2 separate regions of the Homo sapiens genome follow, and region 2 is linked to region 1. Evidence: chromatin loops called from intact Hi-C (ENCODE). Cell type or tissue: CD4-positive, alpha-beta T cell. All regions are shown on one strand.

Region 1 (2,500 bases):
TTGTCACTATTGTATCCTTAGCATTCAGTACACAGTAGGTACTAAAATTTTTTTGAATGAAAAAAATTAAATCAAGTGTATGCTAATTATTATACATTATTAAATTAAAATGCAAGTAAAGTACCCTCCACAGTGCCCAGCTGAAAACAACTGCTCAGTAAGTGTGAGCTTCCATTAACACTGGACTGCAGTCAGCCTCATATCATTAGTGTGCTTAACCACTCCCTCCTGCACACATTTTTTACACATTTTTGGACTCCGCCAGTGCCTAGCACTAACATTAGTGTTATAAAAAGATACTCTGTATTCACTGAATTTAATTGCCTTTTAAATAAATCCGACTTTCAGCATATTTAGAAAGAAGACACAACATGAACTTTTAAAGTTTCCCCCCTAAAAACAAACTGCAACCGGCCAGACTTCATACTACCACATTATTTTCTGCATTCGCATCAAAACAAATCAGCAGTTTCCTATCTTTACTTATCTCAAATTACGTACATAGGAACTCAACGCTGGATGCCACACGAACATTCATCATTGCTGACAAGTAATAAACTCTTTTATTACTGGCAGCGAAAAGGAAAAAAAAAAGGCACAAAGAAGAAATTAAGGAAACGTGAAATCAGCGAACACCAGGCCTTCAAAACATCAGAGAAAGTGAGTGGTGGGAGTCGGGTGAAGTCACTAATAGGCATACTTTGTATCACTGGACTGCGATCGTGCAGCGTTCGCCTTTGAAAATAGAAACATTGTGTTGCGCATAACTGTAAGTTTCGGAACGCCCTGCGAGAGAACCAGGAGCTGTGCCTTCAGCTAGCTCGCAAGTCAAGCCGCAGGCGAGTCAGGGGCTCGGGGTCGCCGCTCACCTGGGCTGGGCGGGACCCTGGCTCGGGCTCCGCCGCCGGCGCCCCTTCCCGAGTCGCAAACACGCGGCCCTCCGGAGCGAGACTCCCCCCGACACCGACGATCCGCGGCGGCCAAGCCACAGGCCGCGACCCCTCGGCCCCAGCCGGCAGGCGACCGCCCCGCCCCGCCCTCACCCCGCCGGACGCGGCGCGGCCCCGGGACGCTCACCTCCGGGCACGGCCTCCCGGCCTCGGCCTCACTCAGCTCAGGCACCGCAGGCACCGTTTGGCCGCGGGCTCCGTTTGGCTGGAGCCCTTCAGAGCCGGAGCGCCGCCGCCCCAGACCGCCTCAGGTTCCGCGGCCGCGCCGCTGAGATCCCGCCAGCCTCTCTCGGTCTTCGCCAGGCGCCCAAGCGCGCGCCGACGCCGGCTCCGCGCAGACCCGAGGAGCGCGCGCGGACGCGGGGGCGCGCCGAGGGCGGGGCTTGCCGCGGCCGGGCGCTTCAAGTCCCGGCGGGAACGGCGCTAATGGCCGCCTCCCCTTCCCACCACTGGCCCGGCGGCTAGCTGCCTTCATGGGTAGGGGAGATGCAGGCAGCTCGGTGTGTGCTCACCAGAGAACCCAGAGTGTGCTTACCTGGGTACCTCCTCAGCCTCAGAAACCATGGAGAGACATCCCTGCATTCTGACAATGTTGAACTTGACCTGAGCCCTGTGGACAACGAAGTTGAAGAAACCCCCACCCACCTTTTTTTTTTTTTTTTTTTGAGACTAAATCTCGCTCTTGTCCCCCAGGTTGGAATACAATGGCGCGATCTTGGCTCACCGCAACCTCCGCCTCCCGGATTCGAGCGATTCTCCTGCCTCAGCCTCCGGAGTAGCTGGGATTACAGGCGCCTGCCAGCACGCCCGGCTAATTTTTGTATTTTTAGTAGAGACGGGGTTTCACCATGTTGGCCAGGCTGGTCTTGAACTCCTGACCTCAGGTGATCCGCCCGCCTTGGTCTCCCAATGTGCTGGGATTACAGGCGTGAGCCACCGCGCCCGGCCCCTTTGTGTTCCTAAAAGGACTTACTACACGCAACCGCCCTTCCGCATGTGACTTTGTCAGGACTCAAGGATGCCCCCGTCGTTAGCTGTGACAAGGTCAGGCCCAGACCCTCTAAATTCCAGTTCTTCGCCTCGCAAATAGTTAGCTGACCTGCCTGTACTCACGATGTGGACAAATCCCGGCTGCCTTGACTTGACAGGACTTGAGTGAAGCAGCTCTCCCTGGGCCTCTCTACACGGTGACCGAGCCTCAGCCGCAGCCAGCGAGCAGCCCTCCTCATCCACCGCCTGAAAATAGACGGACCCCAGGGAAACAGTCTCTGTATAGTCTCATCGCTGCCACCTCCAGTCTTCTCCCCACTTCCCCACACCCGGGTCTTTCTAGCCCTGTTCACTCATCTCTGTAAAAGGAAAGCCCTTTTCTGCCTGACCCAGGAGATCGCTGCAGATCTCATGGTTGGAGAGTTCTCCCGGTTGCTGTAGCCTCCCCCAATCCCCACTCTCAGTTGCAATAGTTTCTTTCCCTTTTCTTGGATCTCTTCCACTGAACTCTCTCCTTACGTATATCCAGATTTGTTTTTTATTTTATAGTCCAGCATTCT
Region 2 (2,500 bases), 48 kb after region 1:
TTTAAGGAAAACTTGTAGTTAAAAATATTTTAGATTTTGAGATAATATAAGTACAAAAAATTAAGAATTACTTGAAGGCTTGTATTTGTTTTTATGTCATGAACCTGAGAATCTTGATTCCTTTATTTTGGTAATCTAAACTCTTATGAGCATCTAAGGTAAACTTATTGAAGTCCTTTCACAAAAAATAATTTGTTAGAAATAATAATTCATATGGAGGAAAATTGAATACAGATAAGAATTAGTATTAGCTATGAAAAATAATGAATTCTAAAGAACTTTGCAAAGACCACTAAGGTCGTTAAATAAATTACTGTTAATTGGCAAAATAAATTTCCATTTTAGAGTTAGGTAATTGGATGAAGATAGAGATAAAAGTGGACCTAGAACTTCTGAATCTTCCTAAGTGATTTGAGATAGATTATGAGTTTTCTTTTGGGGTGAAACCTGGGTTTAAAGGCCCAAGTGTATCAACAGAATTTTAATGATTGATACTTTTAGTAAAATAGGATGTTTTTGGTCAAAAATATTTTTTAATATATAGTTTTTATATTGTATATAGAAATTCCCAAATATACATACTAATATAGATAGATGTTGTAGCTTACAAATACTGTGAGTACAGATGCTATTTTATTGACTTTTTTGGTCAGCGGATATTTATTTAGCTACTAGTCATTTATTTAACCTGATATATATCTAGAATAATACGCATACTCTAAGATACAGACAAATTGAAATTTTCATAAGACTTACTGTACACTTGGCTGGGTGTGGTGGCTCACGCCTGTAATTCCAGCACTTTGGGAGGCCAAGGGTGGTGGATCACTTGAGGCCAGGAGTTGGAGACCAGTCTGGCCAACATGGTGAAATCCCATTTCTACTAAAAATACAAAAATTAGCTAAGCAAGGCGGCGCGTGCCTGTACCCAGCTAGTTGGGAGGCTGAGGCACGAGAATTGCTTGAACCTGGGAGACAGAGGTTGCAGTTAGCTGAGATCGTACCACTGCACTCTAGCCTGGATGACAGAGTGAGACTCTGTCTTAAAAAAAAAAAAAAAAGAAAAGAAAAAACCGGGCGCAGTGGCTCACGCCTGTAATCCCAGCACTTTGGGAGGCCGAGGCGGGCGGATCACGAGGTCAGGAGATAGAGACCATCCTGGCTAACACGGTGAAACCCCGTCTCTACTAAAAAATACAAAAAATTAGCCAGGCGTGGTGGCGGGTGCCTGTAGTTCCAGCTACTCAGGAGGCTGAGGCAGGAGAATGGCGTGAACCAGGGAGGCGGGGCTTGCAATGAGCCAAGATCGCGCCACTGCACTCCAGCCTGGGCCACAGAGCGAGACTCCGTCTCAAGAAAAAGAAAAAAAAGATTTATTGTGTACTGAAATGTAGCATGCTTGAAAGTTTCCTTTTGTGGTTAGGTAATGAGGAAGTAGTGAGGTGAGGCAGAAGTATAACCACCTATGTGGACTGCTGAGGCATATTAGAATTGAGGAGTGGTAGTGGTTAAGTGACGTCTGTCAGAACTTGGGCTTTTTTGAATTGAGGTTTATAACCCTCATAAATCATTAAATGCCTTGAGTTTATATGGGAAAGGGAGAATAAGTATGATTTTTAAGTCTGATATTGCAATAGCGTGTGCCCCAGATAATTAAAGCTGTAGAAAGTTCTAACGTAATAATCACCTAATGCAAAGTGAAACTGGTTCCATTTAAAAATTCAGGAAACAGGGTTAGGTGCAGCGGCTCACGCCTGTAATCCCAGCACTTTGGGAGTCTGAGGTGGGGGTCGGGGCGGGGGGGTATCATCTGAGGTCAGGAGTTGGAGACCAGCCTGGCCAACATAGTGAAACCCTGTCTACACTAAAAATACAAAAATTAGCCAGGTGTGGTGGTGCACGCCTGTACTGCTTGGGAGGCTGAGGCATGAGAATTGCTTGAATCCAGGAGGCGGAGGTTGCAGTGAGCCAAGATAGAGCCACTGCACTCCACCGTGGGCGACAGAGTGAGGCTCTGTCCCCTCAAAAAATAATAAATAATAAATAAAAATTCAGGAAACGATACAGGGAAAAAAATCTCCAACCCACCTTCCTTCTTTTCAAAAAATAGCTACCCACTCAATTTAAGTGAACAACTTTTGAGAACATTCATATAATACAGAAACTTTTAGGCATATACGTTTAAGCAGGCTAACCCTTACAAAATCTCAGTGTAGGCTGGGCGTGGTGGCTTACGCCTGTAATCTTAGCAATTTGGGAGGCCAAGGCGGGTGGATCACCTGAGGTCAGGAGTTCAAGATCAGCCTGGCCAACATGGTGAAACCCTGTCTCTACTAAAATACAAAAATTAGCTGGGCATGATGGCGGGTGCCTGTAATCCCAGCTACTCGGGAGGCTGAGATGAGAGAATCACTTGAACCCGGGAGATGGTGGTTGCAGTGAGCCAAGATCGCACCACTGCACTCCAGCCTGGGTGGCTGAGCAAGACTCCACCTCAAAA

Evidence for each region. Hi-C counts contacts between places; a loop is a spot of excess contacts. Peaks named below come from ENCODE experiments on the same cell type or tissue, not always from the same donor. Only the 100,000 strongest peaks of a DNase experiment are listed, where the experiment ranks them.
Region 2: it touches region 1 in a loop (4-fold over the local background); 4 of 110 quality-filtered maps call a loop at or near these places.

The regions. Positions count from the first base shown.
Region 1 is chr2:23,939,226-23,941,725 of GRCh38, reverse strand. It overlaps UBXN2A (UBX domain protein 2A), which reads right to left and starts at 1,263. Exons shown (of 7, transcript NM_181713.4): 1 at 1,078-1,263. RefSeq lists an enhancer at 517-626 and silencers at 757-1,236, 1,297-1,396, 1,258-1,453. In CD4-positive, alpha-beta T cell, no CTCF peak of the experiment used is centred here; DNase peaks (open chromatin) are centred at 815, 1,315 and 2,025; H3K4me3 peaks cover 2,197 bases.
Region 2 is chr2:23,891,035-23,893,534 of GRCh38, reverse strand. All of the region lies in intron 2 of ATAD2B (ATPase family AAA domain containing 2B), which reads left to right. Among named protein-coding and RNA genes, the nearest start is that of ATAD2B, 35 kb to the left of the region's middle. RefSeq lists an enhancer at 1,366-1,495. In CD4-positive, alpha-beta T cell, no CTCF peak of the experiment used is centred here; a DNase peak (open chromatin) is centred at 1,434; H3K4me3 peaks cover 768 bases; H3K27ac peaks cover 557 bases.